Linked DNA regions of Homo sapiens: region 2 is linked to region 1. Evidence: chromatin loops called from intact Hi-C (ENCODE). Cell type or tissue: gastrocnemius medialis. All regions are shown on one strand. Links, peaks and the distances in the headings refer to the core of each region. The heading gives the core; the rest is flanking DNA. Region 1 has its middle 46 kb from the start of MYOT. Region 2 overlaps KLHL3 (kelch like family member 3).

Region 1 (10,327 bases), core at 876-8,875:
ATGATCTAGTCTGCGTTCAGATTTCCAGTTGTCTCCTAAATGTCACAGTTTTTTCTTGCAGTTGGCTTGCTTGAATCAGGATCCAAATAAGGTTCACACATTACAATAGATGTATCTTCTAGTCTCTTTCAATCTATAGCTTTCCCTCCAGCATTTTTATATTCTTGTGATTGTTGAAAAAACTAGTTGTTTGTCCTGTAGAGTTTCCTGCAGTTTTGATTTTGTTGATTGTATCCCTGTGGTGTAGTTTAAGATGTTCTTCTCTTCTGTCTTCTGTATTTCCTATAAATTGATTGTTGGATCTAGAGGCTTGATCAGATTCAGGTTTGATTTTTTATTTTGAAAGACAACTTCACAGGTGATGTTGGGTTGTGTTTCTCTATCAGGAGGCACAAAGTGTCTGGTTATCTCTTCTTTTTGTGATTTTATAGTAGCAATCATTGATTATTATTATTATTTTTTGAAATAGGGTCTCACTTTTTTGCTGGAGTGCAGTGGCATGATCTTGGCTCACCTGCAACCTCCGCCTCCTAGGTTTAAGCAATTCTCCTGCCTCAACCTCCCAAGTAGCTGTGATTATAGGAGCGCGCCACCATGCCTGTCTGATTTTTGTATTTTTAGTAGAGATGGGGTTTCACCATGTTGGCCAGGCTGGTCTTGAACTCCTGACCTCAAGTGATCCACCCACTTTGGCTTCCCAAAGTGCTAGGATTACAGGCATGAGCCACCGTTCCTGGCCTAGCAATCACTGATTTTTAATGCCTAGGTACAGTAATTTATTAGAGATTCCAAGGCCTTCCATTTACTGCCATGATGGAATATCAGGAATAGAATTTACCCTTTCAACTTAACTAAAAAACCCAACAAGATATATGAAACAATGGTTTTCAGACATTGGACAATAGGCATAATAGGACTGTGATTCTTGAAGAAAGAGAAGTAATGTCTGGCATCCAGTGAAAAATTACTGGATGTGCAAAGAAATGAGATAATATAACCCATAACATAGATACAATTTAATTAATAGAAACAGAAATGACACATATATAAAATTAGGAGACAAGGATATTAAAAAGCTATGATAAAAATGCTTTACATGTTCAAGAAGTAGAGGAAAACACAAGCATAACAAGGAGAGAAATGCAAGATATAAGAAAAACACCCAAGTCAAATTTCTAGAGATGAAAAATACAATATTTGAAATGAGAAGTACATTGGATGGGATTAACAGCAGACTAGACACAGTAGAATAAAAAATTAGTACATTTGAAGGCATAATAATAGGAAGTACTCAAAGCACAGAGAAAAAAGATGAAAAAAATGAACAGGGCATCAGTGAGCTGTGGAACAATATCAGATAATCTAATATACATGTAACTCCAGTTGGAGAAGGGCAGGGATACCAGAAAAGTATTTGAAGAAATAATGGCTGAGAAATTTTCAGGTGCCCTAGCAGGACCTGGAGACCTCTTTTTCTGTTGTAATGAAAGGCAGGATTGCTTCTCTGTAGATAAAGAGAACAGTTTCATGATGAGCAGGCAGAAAGCTATAATCAATAAACTAACCCTTTTAGACTACATAGTGACCTTCTGTGTTACATGTGTGTTGCTTTCCCCTTAGGACCATCTGGAAAATTTGTGATACTGGTCTTTTTATTTTACTTTTTTGTCTATCCTTGAATCTCTTATTTACTCTTAAAGTGATTCCCTTCCCTCACCATCATACCACCAAGTGCTCCTGGCTAACCTAAGGAAGCCCTGTACCTGTTTCCTGAGCTGCTTGCCTGGGCTCCAGGGTCCTTTCATTCATCCATGCATCCACCTCCAGCTTTCCCTAATGAAATTTTGACTCACTTTGGTCCTGCCTGTCAGCTCATCTTAAAGGCTAATCCTTGATAATTAATTCTAGAGATTTCTGATGGGTTAATGTATAACACTAACAGGTTAACATTCATATTTAAAAGGCCATCCAGAGATTTGCTGTAATTCCTATTTATTTAAGGCCTAGCTCAAATACAATCTTATTTATTCAACAATCACTTCTCTAGTGGTACCGTGAGTCACATACTGTGCTAGATGAATAAGACCTAGCTCTTGCTCTCTGGAGCCTCACATTCCTGAAAGACAGACTTACAAACAAATACAAGTTGTTATCATATAAATACAGTAAAGGAGGTGTGAACAAAGGTTCTGAGCACTCAGTGGGGGAACAGTTAGCAGGTCCTAGAGCACTCAAGAAGAAAGACTTTTGTAAGGTGCCTGTTGGAGAAACAGGAGTGGAACAGTCTGAGAATGTAAAGAGAATATTGGGCAAAGAAAACATCATCAGAGACACAGAGATAATGAAAAATGTCAATTGCTATTTGCTAAGTCTTTCCTGTGGTTCATGCACAAAGCTTTGCATACATTCTCTCACTTGACTCTCACAAACACCTTTTTAAATAGCTGTTTTTATAATATGTACTTTACAGATCTGGAAACTGAGGCTTGAGGGGACGTTCTGAAAGTTACTCAAGGTTGTCTAATATGGCAGAAGTAGGATTGGAACCAAGATCTATCTGATTGCAAAACATATATTCTTAATCCTTAACTTACTAAAGAAAACTTGTGTTCAGAATATGGTAGGGTGAGGGCAAGGTAGTAGTAGGAGAGAAGGCAGGGAAGGTTTGTAAAGGCCAGACTTCTGAAGGGTTTTATATGTTATACATCCATGAAATAGCTTTTTTAAAATCCATTTTGGTCCCCTAACTCCCAAGCCAGAAGGAATCTTATTTTTCCCTCTTAACCCCCAAGCACTTAATGTTTATATCTCACATCCATTTATAACTTTTGTTTTTTTCCCATTTCCCCATTTACCATTAGGCAACACAGTTTTAATCAAAGGAATTATTTCTTTTTTGAAAAATTGTATAAACCAGGCATGGTGACGTGTGCCTGTAGTTCCACCCACTCAGGAGGTAGAGGTGGGAGGATCACTTGAGCCCAGGAGTTCGAGGCTGCAGTGAGCTATTATTGTGCCACTGCACTCCAGCCTGGGTGAACAGAGTGAGACTATGTCTCTTAAAAAAGATAATAAAAGAAAAAAAAATAAAATTTATATATATTTAAATTATACAACTTGATTTGATATACATATTGTGAAATAATCACCACAATCAAGGTAATTAACATATCCATCATAGTTACCTTTTGTGTGTGTGTGAGAATACCTTTTGTGTGAGAATACTTAGGATCAACAACAAATTTTAAGTATATAGTGTAACATTGTTACTGATAGTCACCATGCCATACATTAACTCTCCAGAACTTATTCATCTTGCATAACTGAAAGTTTCTGCCTTTTGACCAACATCTTTTCATATCCTCCTTCCTTCAGCCCATGGTGAATTCTATGAATTTAACTATATTAGATTCCACATATAAGTGACATCATAGAGTATTTATCTTTCTATGTTTGGCCTATTTCACTTAGCATAATGTTCTCCAGGTTCATTCATATTGTCACAAATGGCAGGATTTTATTCTTTTTAAAGGCTGAATAATATTCCATTGTACATGTATACCACATTTTCTTTATGCATTCATCTGTCAATGGACATGTAAGTCGTTTCCGTATCTTGGTCCTTGTGAATAATGCTGCAGTGAACACAGGAATGCAGGTATCTCTTCAAGATCCTGATTCCGCAAAGGAATTATTTCTTATTCGTCATCTTTATCCCGTACAATACTCCACTCATTTAGTGAATGCTCTACTCACAAGGAAGGAAGGAAGGAGGGAGGGAGGGAGAGAGGGAAGGAGACCTGTGGTTGTAGAAAGTTTAGGCACCTGGGCTTTGCATTTCTTTTATTTATTTATTTTTGAGACAGGGTCTCACTGTTGCCCAGGCCGAGTGCAATGGTGAGATCACAGCTCACTGCATCCTTGACCTACTGGGCTCAAGTGATCCTCCCCACTCTCAGCCTCCCCTGTAGCTGGAACTACAGATGTATGCCACCACACCTGGCTAATTTTCTCTATTTTGTAGAAACGGAATCTCACTCTGTGGCCCAGGCTGGTCTTGAACTCTTGACTCAAGCAATCCTTCCACCTCGGCCTCCCAAAGTGCTAGGATTACAGGTGTGAGCCACTGTGCCCAGCTGCAATTCTTTAAGAAGTTGTGGTTGCCTTGGAGAAATTGGAAACTCTCAGATTCTTAGGCCATCCCTATATGCTAGTTGGTAAGTCATAACTCCAGCATTGCCTCCTGGGTTTCAGTGTGCATGACATCAATATGGGACAAGCCAACTGAGCTTTCTGCCAAAACTTACAGGAAAATCTGGGCTGAGCCACAAATATTATGAGCTCTAACCCAGGGACATAGCAGCTCTCCCTGCAGTTTTTGCTGATTTCTAGATGTTGTGGCTCCCTTGCCTGGGATCCGTTTGGTGTTTAGCACTTAGCCATAAATCAGTCTTGTGTCCTATGGGTAGGCTGGGGCTGGAAAGTAGAGGGAGGGAGAGCAGCTGGAGATACCTAGAGATGTTAACTGAGAATGTGCAAACCAAGAAGGAAGACGGGAACCCAGGCTATCTGCATACCTTTTTCTGTGGATAGGTTGACTGCGTAGACCTTTTTCCAAGCAGCCTGGTTGTGGCCTGTGGCCAGTCAGTTGTGTCTGCAGAAGAAATTGAGCCTTTTCTCTTCTTAAGCCTCCTTCCCTCAAATTCCTAGACCTGGAGCATACCTAAACCTCAGTTTTACCCTTTTCCCTATACAGCAGATAATGAATCACCTGATTTAGAATCAAGGGATGTGGGTTCAGGTACGGTCAGCTACTCACTGTTTGACCTTAGGCAAGTCACATAGTCTCTCTGAGCTTTGGCTTTTTCAACAGAGTTGGAGTTATGCCTCCAGCCAGTCCTGACACCCTGCCCCCTCTGCTCCCTCCGCCCCCCGCCCCCGCCTTCCCCTTCCCCATCCTATAGTTGTTGGAAGAGTGAAATGAGATAATAGGGTTGAAAGTGTTTTGTGAATGGTCAAGCTCTGTGCAGTTAATTGTAAGGGAGGAGGAGGAGGATGTGGTTTCCTGAGGGGCATTTGGGTTGTATGACCCTATTGAGTAAGCCCTTCTTTTTGTGCTGCCTAAAGTGCCACGAGGTGGCAGCAGGATCCTATCTTCCCTCGTCTTTAGTGGAGGATAAAGCCAGGAGAAGATAGGAAAGGCCTTTGGATGCTGCTTTGCTCTATCCTACAAAGGTGAAGAGGATTTATTTCTTTACCATTGTCTACATTTCTCACTCCACCAAATCCCCCTGGTTAATATTAAATAATTCCTCAAAGGACCCCCCCCCCCACTTTTTTTTTTTGAGACGGAGTCTCACTCTGTCGCCCAGGCTGGAGTCCAGTGGCGCGATCTCGGCTCACTGTAAACTCCGCCTCCCGGGTTCACGCCATTCTCCTGCCTCAGCCTCCCGAGTAGCTGGGACTACAGGCGCCCGCCACCACACCCGGCTAATTTTTTGTATTTTTAGTAGAGATGGGGTTTCACCATGTTAGCCAGGATGGTCTCGATCTCCTGACCTTGTGATCTGCCTGCCTCGGCCTCCCCAAGTGCTGGGATTACAGGCGTGAGCCACCGCGCCCTACCAGGAGCCCCATTTTTAAACTAGAATCTCAGGACACTTTCTCCACTTTTGAAGAGGCACAAAGAAGGGAGATAATTTGTCCAATATTAAATAATTAGTTCATTCGAGAAATAAGACTTCAGTTTAGGTTTCTTCCTATGAGTGCAGTCCTTTTGAAAATGTGAGTATTTTCAAGATGTTTTGGGAGGCTTGAAGCGGCTTTGTTTCTTTCAGTGGAGGGGATTTTGAGGGCCTTCTGAGACAGAGGGAAATAGGAAACCTGTCTGTAGCATTCATTTGAAAATCTTTTGAAGTGTTGCCTTGATTAAGAAACTGATTAGGGCACCTTATTAGGAACCACCAAGTATCTGAAAGGCAAGCCTTAGAAACTCTCAGATATGTATGCTAGATGGAGTGCGACAGACACCTCGGGAGAGAGGATCCTTGGTGCATTGTTTTAAGGGATGCATTTCAGAATATGGAGTTTTGCATCAGACTTGCCTTCCTGTTTATATTCTCCTCAGAGGCAAATGTTCAAACGAGACTATTCTCAGTACACTCTGGCTTATGGCAAAGGAAGGTGAGAATGAGGGAAGCCAACCTTAACCATTTGCTATTGATAATCCACATAAGGTGGCAGAGTAACAGAAATAAAAGCATATGGACTTGAGAGTCCAACAGATGCTGGTTCAAAGCCTGCCCCAGTTACTTGCTTTTACAGGCAATTTTCATAGGTTCCAGTTTTCTTATAAAATGGGAGTAATAAGACCTACCTTGTTAGCTATGTAACCTTTGACAAGCTATTTAGCCTCTGTGTAACTCAATTATGTCTGTATAATGAAGGTAATAATTAAATGGAAAGTCCTACTTCATAGGATTTTATAATGATTAATAGGTTGTTTCCTAGAACTATGCATGACATATAATAAGCACTTGGTAAACATTTGCTGTTGTTTTTGGTATTATTATCATCACCATAGAGGGTTGTTATGAGGATTAAATGAGACAGTGTATGTAAAGGTTTTAAAGACAGCAGACACTCAATAAAGTGGTATTTATATGTAACTAATAACCACAGTGATGTAAATAGTATTTACCATAAACGAGCCTGCTTATGATGTAAGTACGGGAGTATTATTTTGTCTTTTGTTTTATGTTTATTCTTACTCCATTATTTGAAGATATTCTTGGCTTTTTAAAATACGGATCTATCTTTTTTTTTTGTAATCTAAAGGCAATAATAATGGTTAACATTTATTGACCCCTTTCTATATGCCAGACCCTGTGCTTTATGTATATTGTCTTAGGAGAATTTAGTAACTTGTTTAAGTCCATTCATCTACCAAATGATAGAACTGGGATTTGAACCCAGACAGTGTGATTCTAGAGGCTGTTTTCTTTTATACTATCCTGCCTACTTAACAAAACGTTTGGACTAAGACGATCCCATATTTTAGCAATAGAATTATGTCTTGTGGCTGAAATATATTTAAGAATTAATCATAAAATTTATAATACATATGAGGCATAATAAAAATGTTCATTACCAATGATCTGGCAGATCCACTTTTGGATATCTAACCTCAGGAAATAATCCAAAATACAGTCACAGTTTTATGGATAAAGATGTTCATCACAGTGTTATTTATATTATAATTTGGAAAAGTTTTAAGGCACTCTAAACATCTGACCAAGGAATGGTTAGTAAAACATGGTATATCTACTTGATGAATTTTTATGGAGGTCTTAGTAATTGTAAACGGTGATGCTGTTTAGAACTTTGTAAGAAAACATACTGTATGTATGTGAAGTCATGAGAAGATAAGTAATAGATACTTTCTTTTTCTTTCTTGTATATTAATCTTTTATTTCCTCATTCCAGCAAGGTGAATAGGACAAAGGGATTCTCAGTCCTTTTATGTATTAGGAGTTGGGAAATTTGAGTAATTTTTAAAGGTTGAATCTTCTCTCACCAATAGGAAGTCTCAGGGAATCTTTTCTTTACTCAGCAAGTAGATTTGGCCCCTTGGTGGACACTTAGAAAGAGTCAAAAGATATAAAGTCCTGAATCTTCTGGTGAGATGCTCACAGTTTTGTTAGCAACAAGTTTGTAGCCAGGAAGCAGAGTGGTATATGTAGAATTAGAGAAAGGCTGGGCAACAGGAATAGACTTTGTATACATGCACTGAGGGGACCCAAGGACTGGAGGGACAGTGTGGCAGAGCTGAGACACAGAGGGTTTAAGTGGCATGCTTAGGGCAGCACAGTGAGACCATGGAAGAGTTGGGATGAGAGTCCCTGGACTCCCGGCTTCCAGAGACATTGATAGTCCCCATCCCTCCAACACCGGAGGCAGTTTTGTTATAGCTCTAAATGTATGAGTAAGTGGATGCTCCTCGTGGCCTCTCAGAAGGATGCTTAAGCATATGAGCTGTTTCCCACTAGTTGCTTATAGAAGAATTGAGGAACCTTCACATAATACCATAGGTCAAGTTTCCACTGAGTTATTGACTTAGAAACTATACCTCAGACTCATTCCACGAAGCTAGAAGCCCAGCATTTTCGTTAGGCTCTAAAATCAGATTTAACATCTGCTACTGAAAGCTCCTGGCTGAAGCTCTTCCAGGAACAACTCGGAAATCCTGGTTTCATACTTCTCTCAAGTCCCTTTAATCAGAGACAGAGGGCATTTTTTGAAGCCATATGGGTGAGGAGGGGCTTTATCTGAAAATGTCCATGAAATGTTCCAAGGTTATGGCAGGCATGATTAGCTTATATATGTCTTTCTAAGAGTCCATGAGGTGAATGTTGAAGTTCCTCATCAGTTTGGGAAGGCTGAAAGCCTGTTTATTCTGTATAATAAGATGAATGCATGCCATCTGGATACCCATTCCTCTGGAAGATCCTCACCTAAAGAGACTGGCTTAATTGTATGGTAGATAGCAGACAGAACTGTTGGTCAAGGCCAGTCAGGGATGCTGGACTTCAGCTATAGCTTTGCAAATTTACCAATCTGGGTAGTCTTTCTCAGTGATCATGTACCTAGCTCCTTGGTTTCTTGGAGAAGCTAGGGAATTAGATTCTGATGAAAAGCCATAGTCCTACTCTGCCTCTTTCTAAATACCTAACCATGTTGTAATTGTCTGGATTACTGACACTGCCCCCTCAGAAAGTGCATTCGTCAAGAGCAGGGATCCAATCTTACTGTTCTCTTTATCCCCAGTGTCAGGCAGATAACTTGGCGGGTACTCAGTAAATGATAGTTGAACAATGAATGAAAGAGGATGGAATCTGAAGCCAGACAGATCAGAATTTACCACTGTGTGACCTCAGGCAACTTGCTTAATTAACAGTTTTAAAATTTGTAAATTGGAATAGCATTACTTACTTACAAGAGTGTTTTTAGGATTAAGTTAATGAATGGAGGGGCCTGATAAGTGATGTTCCTTTGGATTCTGATTCAGTAACATAACAAAGATTGGAACATAGAATCACAGAATTACAAAGCAACTAAGAGAAAACTAGCCTAATTTCTGCCTGGCTAAGTCCTAATCCTTTGGATCTCAGTTTAAAAATTATTTCTTCCAAGAAGTTTTTCTTATCTACTTCCTGTCTCCATTGTCCCCTGAGTAGGTTAATTCCTCCTTCATCATGTTATATTTTCTCTGTTACAGCACTTGTCACAGTTCTTTTTTTTTTTTTTGAGACGGAGTTTCACTCGTTACCCAGGCTGGAGTGCAATGGTGTGATCTCAGCTTACCACAACCTCTGCCTTCTGGGTTCAAGTGATTCTCCTGCCTCAGCCTCCAGAGTAGCTGGGATTACAGGTGGCCACTGCCACGCCCAGCTAATTTTTTTTTTTTTTGTATTTTTAGTAGAGATGGGGTTTTACCATGTTGGCCAGGCTGGTCTTGAACTCCTGACCTCAGGTGATCCGCCTGCCTCAGCCTCCCAAACTGCTGGGATTACAGGCATGAACCACCACGGCTGGCCTTATCACAGTTCTTTTAAAGTATTATCTCTGTTAGACTGTAAACTCCATGAGGGCAGGGATTATATCAGTCTTGCTCACTATAGTATTTAAGCACATAGTAGACATTTATTAAATATTTATTGATTGAATGAAGCAGGGGCTTAGGAAGGATAGGTAATTTGCCCAAAGCAGAAGCTAGACTCCACATCTCTTGACTCCTTGCAGCACAACTGCCTCATAGACAGGCACTTTGGATTCTCAGGTTTTTTAAAAAAGTTTTTGTCTTTTTCTCCTTCATTAAGAAAAATTATATAAGCATTATATGTTCTTAGTAGAATATTTGGGAAATACAGTTAAGCAAAGAGACAGAAAGAAAGAAAGAAAGAGGGAAGGAGTTTAGAAGGCACGGTGCAAAATTTTTTTTTTTTTTTTTGAGACGGTGTTTGCTCTTGTTGCCCAGGCTGGAGTGCAATGGCACAATCTCGGCTCACTGCAACCTCAGCCTCCTGGGTTCAAGCAATTCTGCCTCAGCCTCCCGAGTAGCTGAGATTACAGGTGCCCACCACCACACCTGACTAATTTTTTTGTATTTTTAGTAGAGATGGGGTTTTGCCATGTTGGCCAGGCTGGTCTCAAACTCTTGACCTCAGGTGATCCACCTGCCTCGGCCTCCCAAAGTGCTGGGATTACAGACATGAGCCACTGTGCCTCGCCATGATGCAAAGATATTAAGAAAATCTTAAAGCTAGTG
Region 2 (9,163 bases), core at 1-8,000, 160 kb after region 1:
TCTTGCTGTGTTGCCCGGGCTGGAGTGCAGTGGCATGGTTACAGCTCACTGCAGCTTCCACCTCCTGGGACCAAGTGATCCTCCTGCCTCAGCCTCTCAAGCAGCTGGGACTACAGACACGTGCCACCATGCCTGACTGATTTTTTTTTTTTGTAGTAGAGATGGGGTCTTGCTAAGTTTCTCAGGCTGGTCTCAAACTCCTGGGCTCCCACCTTGGCCTCCCAAAGGGCTGGGATTACCAGTGTAAGCCACTGCACCTGGCCTTTAACAACTTTCGATTTTAGCATCCATTGGTGATCTTTGTTCAATCAGTTATTACATTGGTGGTATTGCAGAAATGGTGTTTTTCTAATTCCGTCATTCCTTTTACAGGCATTTTTTTTTGGATATAAGAGACCTTCTTACACTTTTTTAGTATCCATATGGGCGCATGAATTATTTTTTTTAATTTTTTTTTTTGAGACAGGGTCTCACTTCGTCTCCCAGATTGGAGTACAGTGGTACACTCATGGCACACTGTAGGCTCGACCTCCCAGGCTCAAGCAGTTCTCCCACCTCAACCTCACTAGTAGCTGGGACTATAGGCATGCACCACCATGCCTGGCTGATTTTTGTATCTTGTAGAGATAGGGTTTTGCCATGTTGCCCAGGCTGGTCTTGAACTCCTGGGCTCAAGCAATCTGCCTGCCTTGGCCTCCCAAAATGTTGGGATTATAGGTGTGAGCCACCATACCTGGCCATATTATAATTTTTAAAAAAAAATTAAGAATATTTTATATTGAGGTATATGGATATTAAATACACAATTTGGTTAGTTTTGACACATGTATATGCCCATGTAATGCCCACCCTAAACCACAAAAGGTTTCCTTTGAACCTTTTTCAGCCATTCCCTGACCCTCCTTCCCCTCAAAGAGGCAGCACTGATGTGATTTCTTCATTATTCTCACTGATATTTAAATTGTCCCAAATATTGGCATTGAAAGCCCCATCCAGCTGGCTCTTTTTGACATGTCTTCTTTAATCACGTATAAGATGTTTGCTTTATTCTTTTTAATAGCGAAAATAGAGTTGGCACTCTGTATCCGTGAGTTCCATATCCAGGGATTCAACTAAGGAAATATTCAGAAGAAAAAAATTCCATAAAGTTGCGAAAAGCAAAATTTGAATTTGCTGCAACACCAAGTACTACATCATATCCACTTGCATGAAGTGATGTATGGGTATTATATTAGGTATTATAAGCAATCTTATATAATTATTTAAAGTATATTTATTATTAACATACTTTAAATATATATATTTAAAGTATTTAAAGTATATGGGAGGATGATTTAAAGTATATGGGAGGATGTGCGGAGGTTATGTGCAAATACTATGCCATTTTATATAAGGGACTTGAGCATTGGCAGATGTTGGTATCTGTGGGTGGTCATAGAACCAGTGCCCTGGGGCTGGGGCTGGTGGCTCACGCTTGTAATCCCAGCACTTTGGGAGGCTAAGGCAGGCGGATCACTTGAGGTCAGGAGTTTGAGACCAGCCTGGCCAATATGGTGAAACCCCGTCTCTACTAAAAATACAAAAATTAGCCGGGTGTAGTGGTGTACACCTGTAATCCCAGCTACTAGGGAGGCTGAGACGGGAGAATCACTTAACCCGGGAGGTGGAGGTTGCAGTGAGCCAAGATCGTGCCACTGCACTCCAGCCTATGCGACAGAGTAAGAACCAAAAAAAAAAAAAAAAAAAAAAAAAGAACGAGTGCTCAAGGATACTGAGGGATAACTGTATCTAATGGTATGGATACTCCTTTAATAATTTCTCTATTAGTGGACTTTAGGTTGTTTCATTTTTTTATCCCTTTACAACCATGCTGCAGCAAAGATATTGGAGCACATATTCTGTTCTCTTACACTGATGTGAGTATAAGCTAGAGCTCTAGAAGTGGTATTTTTAAAGTCAACGAGAATGCACATTTAAAATTTTGATCGATATTGCCAATACTTCCCTCCCCTCTTAAAAATCATTATTAATGAAATTTTTACAGACACTGCTGGTTTCCCCATTGCCCCTCCAACGTTGAATTTTATCTGCCTATGTGTATGTGGTGGCACAGGGTTTGAATTTGGACTTATCCTTGAGTAGAGTGAACATCCAAAGTATAGGTCTGCCTTTTTGGTTCTAAGCCCTCCAGTTTTGATTTGCATAGAAATGAAATCTCTCCTCAAGGAGAAATGTTTGCCATTCCTTGTCATTCAGTGTCACATTGACCATCACAGCCAGCTTTGGGCAGAGGGCATTCTTACTGTTTTTATTCTACATTAACTTTACACGGGACATAAGTGAGGAAACGGGGGCATGGGGAGATGACGACATTGCCCCCAGGGTCTGATCTTCCTGAGCAGCCTCTATAAATTTGGTTCACAGTTACTGCTCTGTATTTTTACCCTTAAAAAACTATTGGAACTGGTTTTTATTTTAGAATGAACCATGATGATTCTACATTTGGGATAGCAGGTTTGTCCTTGTGTGTGTGTGTGTGTGTGTGTGTGTGTGTGTGTGTGTGTGTGTAGAGTGTGTGTGTGATCACTCTCTGAGGCCAGCAAGTAAACAAACCCTTTCTGTTTTTATTTTAAATATGAGTCTCAGATTAATTAAACACCTTTGTGGATGACTCATAACTTTTTCTCTCTCTCTTTTTTTTTTTTTTTTACAGATTGAGGGTTGTTTGAAAGCTTTTGTCTCTTTACTGAAGTTGCCCATGTTGCTTTTCTTTATAGGTGTTTGAAGCTGTGATCTCATGGATCAATTATGAGAAAGAAACCCGTTTAGAGCACATGGCAAAGCTGATGGAACATGTCCGACTTCCTCTCTTACCTAGGGACTACCTAGTCCAAGTGAGTGTTGTATGAAGAGCCAAGCACTTCTGTGTTCACCCAGACCTGTAGGAATAGCAATGGGCAATCCTGGTTGGATGGAGTAGTTGAGGGTTTAGTGGGTCTTCTGTATGTGCTGAGGGAACCAGCCCACTGGGTTAAGTGTTAGGTGTTGTAAAGTTTAAGAGCATAGGCTTGAAAATAGGACACTTAGGTTTCAGTCTCTGCTCTGCTGCTTATTAGTTTTGGATTTTTATTTAACCTCTTCAAGCCTCAGTTTTTCTTCCATAGAACAGATATTATAGTAGAGCCCAGCAGGGTTGTTGTGAGGACTAAAGGAGTAGAGTATGCAAGTCAGCTGCTTCGTGTGGAGCCTGGGGTAACAAATGTTCCATGAAAGTTAGCTGTCTTTGTTGAAGAGGACTGAAGCAAGAAGGGTCATGTCCACAATGTTTCTATGTTCCCTTTATGTCTTAGTTTTAGGCAACTTGAAGCCAAATTCAAGACTGTAAAAACGGTGCCTAGAATACAGAGTACTTCCACTTCCTCTGAAAAGGAAAGAAAAATTAAGAATTATGGGGTTTCCTTATGGTGCCATATGTTTTCTCGTTTAATCCTTATAATAACCCAGAGGGGCAAAGATTGTAACTCCTTTTTTTACACATGTAGGCCTTGAGGCTTATGGAGGTTGGGATTTATCGGGGTCACTAGCCTTAGAGAGGCTCAGGATTCAAATCCATGTCATTCTGGCTCTGCAGTGCATAGTTCTTCCGCTAAGCTAGCTGCCACCATTGATACGCTCTTTTCTGCATACCCATTACGTGACTTATTTTATACAGTAAATGGCATTAGACACTTTTATAAGCAGAGAATAAACCTTAAAATATATGAACAAAACAAAACATCGAGACAGCAGGTTAGCCCTCAGCTGTCTCCAAGGAGTCTCTGGAAGGAAGGGAAGATATGATGCAAGGATAAAGAGGAGGTTTAGCAGCCTAGCAGCCCAGCAGCCCAGCTCTTGTTACTTTCCAGCCATATAATACTGGGTACATGCTTAACCTTTTTAAACCTCAGTTTTCTTACCGGGAAAAAATGGCACTTGCCTTTATAGGATTGTTTGGGGATAAACAATAAAATGAGATAATCCATGTAGGCCTATAATACAGTGTTCAGTGAATGTTACTGATCTTACTCTGTAGTCTTTGTGACCACTGCTGTGATTCTTAGTAGCAGGTGACACAGTATCCTCACGAGCACTTGTAAACTCGTCTGCTGGTAACACTTGTAGATTGCAGATATGAGGGGTCAGTGAAATGTTCCCTGAATCGCCGTACTTCAGCCTTCTCAGGTGCTGAGGGATATGCTTGCAAGCTCTTAAATGGGGCATGCATGCTACTTTGGGTGATACCACTGCCACCTGGTGGCAGCATATCTTTCCTGTAGAAAAGGTCCCCTAAGCGGAGGAAGTGAACTTGCCTGAGCATCCAGTGTCAGTCAAACCTCCCACTGTCCTGTGGGAAGCTGGCTGGAGGTGGAGGAGGCACCTGGACTCCAGTATAGTCTCGCTTCCACAGGGAGGGTTGGCAACCTGGGGACCTGGGTTCCAGAGAAAGCTAAAGTGGCCTTAGAGACCGTTGGTCACAAACTTCATCAGGCATCCACAACTGAAGCTTAACAAACGTCACCATTAGGAAATGGCTCCTGGGTTATTATGCCAAAGCAGAATTTAGATCTGGAAAAGAAGGGGGTCAGAGGCAATGGGCATGAGAACTGTTGTGTGGGACTCCTCCCTTTGCCCTTTTTGCAGAAAGGCCTTTTATCAGGCCTCTCAGAGTGAACACCTCTGGAATAGGATGTTTCATTACATTCATTTGACTTTGAAACTTCAAATGAGTATAATTGCTGGGATGGCTGATGGTGGTGGAGGAGGAGGAGGAGAAGGAAGGGAAAGCCCTGGGCAGACCTCCACCAACACTGCCTGACTTCTGGGGGAGGTTTTTTTTTCTTTCACAAAAGGTAGCATTTATTAGGCTTTTACTCAGCATTTAAAAATATTGTACTAAATGTATAATATGTTGTGATAAAATGTTTATTACATAAACTTTGTTATTTTAACCATTTTAAGTGTACAATTTAGAGGCATTCATTACATTCAAATTCAGTACAACCATTACTATAAAGATTTCCAAAACTTTGTCATCACCCCCAAAGTTGAAACTCTTGTACCCATGAAGCACTAACTTTCCAGGAGAACTTTTAATTCAAGCTGAGTAAGTTCTTCTGGAGAAATAGCTGCTCATGCATTTCTCCTTCCTTCCAAGCTTTTTCAGGCATCCTCTCCCACCCTTTTTATTTTGTAATTGACCCTAGAAGTTTATGATTTGTCTCAAGCTGGCTCAGTTCCTTACTGGGAGGGGAAAAAAAAACCTTCCAAGGAAAACAGTTCTTGGGGACTGTCTCTGGGGAGGGAGGTGGTCAGAGGTACACAGAGGCCTTCTCTTGCCAATCCTTTTTTCCCTGCCAGCTCCAATGCTGCCCAGCAGATGATGGCCCTGGCCATGCTTTCATTCCTAGTGACAGATGGGGACCCAGGAGAGGCTCAGTCATGCCTTGTGCATCACTGACTTGAGGGCTGAGATAATTGAGGTGGGAGGCCCTTCTCATTCTCTGACTGGACTTGAATTCTTCAGGGTCAGAAATTTTGTCTTGTTCATCATTTTCTTCCTGGGGACCAGCACAGGGCTGCCCAACCAGGAGACATTCAATCAGTGTTAGCTGTTGAATGGAATTGATCTTTCCTAACACAAAGCAGCCCCAGAAGACCACATTACCCATTCCAGATATGCCACACAGTGATCTGACCTGGGCCAAAAGGTGGGGATTGGAGAGTTAGAGCACCAGAATGGCTTCATGCTTGGTCTTGCTCATGAAACCTTTAGGCTTACATGTGCTGAGCACCTGCTTAGGTCCTAAGCTCTGGAATAAGAGATAAAGAAGCCAGAGCCCCAGCTTAGATGGAGTCCTAGGTGAGGTCAATAGGTGGGACTTTGTGCAGGGTAATTTTTCTGCTCTGATGTTGTTACTCTGTTAGAAGGAGCCTCACTGGCCGATTTTCTGCCCTGAGACCTTCACTATAAGACAACGAATATGAATCTTTCTCCTTGACAAGCTTATTTTACTCAATGCCTCCAAAGGTTGGCTGATGGCTCCCACACCCTTTCCTCTTTCCCCTCACTCCTCCTCTCAGATGTCTGTTTGCCCTAAGCATTATAATGCATTCAAATCAGGAGAAATGTGGTTAGAGGCTTTCAGGATGGCTACTTGTCTTTTGTTTTGCATAAACTCATTTAAGCCTCAAAACAAACAAAACTAGTGAGGTTGTAGATACCTTTAATATGCCCATTTTACAGATGAGGAAACTGAGGATCAGAGACGTTAAGTAGTGGATCTGGTCTAATGCCAGAGCTTGATCCCTTATCCCACTGTGCTCTTAAAATGCAGGAGGTGAGCAGTAAGTTGTAACTCTTTGGGTCTGAGATGATGTGGTGAAGGAATGAATGAGTGTGGGAGTGCAGGAATGACTGAGCCCAGGGTGAAAGCTTGGGAAATGTGGCTGAGCTGTGCTCCAGGATCATCTGTGGATTATTACCTCTAGACGGTTGAAGAAGAAGCTTTGATAAAGAATAACAACACCTGTAAAGACTTCCTCATTGAGGCCATGAAATACCATCTCCTCCCTCTGGATCAGAGACTATTGATTAAGAACCCAAGGACCAAGCCCAGGACTCCAGTCAGCCTTCCCAAGGTAAGCCCCAGCCCAATCACCACCAAGAGTCAGGACTGTGCCCTGGGAAAGTGGCCTTCCACTCCTGCCTCCAAGTCTTTCCTCACCCATGGCTGCCCTGCATCTTGGTTGCATTTACAACCTAGGAGATGGAGTCTGCTGGTTCCTCTTGAATCTGCTGGTACCTCTCTCTTCTGGGGTCTTCCTTTCCTAAGAGTTTCAAGGTAACCTCCAATGTCATCAGGGAGGTTTGAGAATAACTCAGAGCTCCCTCTCACCCCCACCCTGACTTCTCATTTCACACCATGGCTTGTGCTCTATTTCTGTTGGAAGCAGAGGAATGGCTATGTTGGTTTCACTTAGTGATGGCCATAGTAGTCCTCTTTCTAGGCCATTCTTTGAGTCAGAATAGTCCTAGTCTGTTTCTTTTCCCCACTCAGGGAAGGACATAAAGGACAATTAGGGCTGCCCCAGAGAAGAAAAGGGGTTCTAAGAAAAGGGACCCTGTCAAATTGAGGAGTTTGACAGGTCACGAAGCAGAGGAAGGAAATGGGAGAAATGAGAATTTGTGAGGGAGCAGCCAGGGAAAGGGAAGGAAGACACAGGAGGGGACCCCATGATCTAGAGACCTAGAGTTTATGGTGTGTGCTGGCTGCTTTGGTTCCCTGCGAGTCTTCTTTCCTCTCTGACCCTCAGGCTCCTTATCTATAGAATGAGGGATGCTCCACTCGATCCCTAAAGTCCTGTCTGGTGTGGCACCAAAGTAGTCGTTTTAGGAGTCTAACATGCTGATGTCTGGGGGAAGGAATCAGTCAACCCAGGAGGAAAGGTGGGAGGAGAGGAGTGGGTCGTGTTGTCTCATTGATGACACAGTAGGCAGCACCAGGAAATTATTTAGGCCCTTGCTTTGTCCTCCTCCTCCTCTTTCCAGCTGGCTGCCATCCTCCCTGCCTGCTTCTTCCAGGAAGGTTTCACAGTGGCTAGAGGCATGTTGTTTTCCAAGACCAGGTGTTGGAATTCTCTGAGGTTTGCAGGACCTTCTTTCCCCTCTGCTCCTTGACCTTGGATCATGGGGAATATATTGGTTGCAATGTGAACAAATGTCTCAGTGTCCCAGATAATAATACAAGCAGCTAACCTTTATTGAGTGCTGAGGTTATCACTTGAATATCTTACTTAATCTTTTCAACAACACTACAAGGTAGAGATAGTTATCCTAGTTTTATAAAGGAGGAAACTGAGTTTCAGAGAAGTTAATTTACTTGCCCAAGGTCAACACAGCTAATGTGGTAGAACCAGCATTTGAACTGAGTCTTTATCACTCTCCAAACCTGTTCTCTGAACTCATACCATCCTGCACCTGGCTTCACCTTTGTAAACCTGAGAGTGCATACTTGCCTGTTGGCCTCACGTTGCCTAGTGCAGGTTAGAAGAAGGCACAGCCGCAAGGCAAGGCCTTGGTCTGGCTGGACATTGGTCTTACTGCAGGTTGATGCCTTTTGTTTTGTTTGGTTGAAATATTGCATTGAAACTTCTTCATATTTTTCAAAGTGAAAATAACTTAGCTTTCTTTAATTATAGACATATGTGCTTATTGTGGATTATTAAAAGGATACTACAATTTTGAAATTAAATAAAAGTCACTTGAAATGTCTCCTAGGATAAAAAATCTGCTATTATTTGGAAAATTTTCTTTCAGACATGTCTCTCTGCACTTTTTCACAGATAGATACAAATGTACAGTGTATTGCTATACAGATTGAACTATTTTTCCCCCCATGCAGCCATGTGGTACAGACTGCTTTTAATATTATCAGTATAGGTGAAATCAGCATTTAAATTGTAATGGTACATGGTGTTTAATTGTATTTATGCACTATTATGTGCATATTATGGACAGTCCTCTACTGATGGGCTTTGCAGTAATTTCCTTTTTTTTTTGTAATGTAAACATTTCTGTGTCAAGTATCCTTTAAAAGGTGGCATATTGTTTGAGTTCGTATTTCTTTCATTGGGAGTGAGATTAATCTTGATTTCATATGATTATCGGCATTTGTATTTCTATTTTGGAGAATTCTCTGTTCATGTCCCTGGCTCATTTTTCTATTAGACTGTATTTTTTAATTAATATTTTTTATTCCTTTTTTTTTTTTTTTTTCTTGAGGCAGAGTCTTGTTCTTCTACCCAGGCCGGAGTGCAGTGGAGTGATCTCAGCTCACTTCAGCTTCCATCTTCCAAGCTCAAGTGATCCTCCCACCTCAGCCTCCCAAGTAGCTGGGACTGCAGGTGTGTGCCAACACACCCAGCTAATTTTTTTTCTTTTAATTTTTTTGTAGAGACAGGTTTTTGCCTATTGCCTAGGCTGGTCTCGAACTCCTGAGCTCAAGCAGTCCACCCACCTTGGCCTCCCAAAATGCTGGGATTGTAGGTGTGAGCCACTGTGCCTGGCCTTATTTGTAGTTTCTAAAGGCTCTTTGTACATGAAAGAGGTTAGGCCTTTGAATGT

What was found. Hi-C counts contacts between places; a loop is a spot of excess contacts. Peaks named below come from ENCODE experiments on the same cell type or tissue, not always from the same donor. Only the 100,000 strongest peaks of a DNase experiment are listed, where the experiment ranks them.
Region 2: it touches region 1 in a loop (5-fold over the local background); 9 of 110 quality-filtered maps call a loop at or near these places.

Annotation. Positions count from the first base shown.
Region 1 is chr5:137,817,158-137,827,484 of GRCh38, reverse strand. No RefSeq gene overlaps it. Among named protein-coding and RNA genes, the nearest start is that of MYOT, 46 kb to the left of the region's middle. In gastrocnemius medialis, for the core only: a CTCF peak has its summit at 5,138 (motif pointing right); no DNase peak of the experiment used is centred there; H3K27ac peaks cover 2,850 bases.
Region 2 is chr5:137,655,646-137,664,808 of GRCh38, reverse strand. It overlaps KLHL3 (kelch like family member 3), which reads left to right. Exons shown (of 15, transcript NM_017415.3): 7 at 2,778-2,894; 8 at 6,529-6,678. Among named protein-coding and RNA genes, the nearest start is that of MIR874, 13 kb to the right of the region's middle. In gastrocnemius medialis, for the core only: CTCF peaks have their summits at 4,096 and 4,299 (motif pointing left); a DNase peak (open chromatin) is centred at 4,288.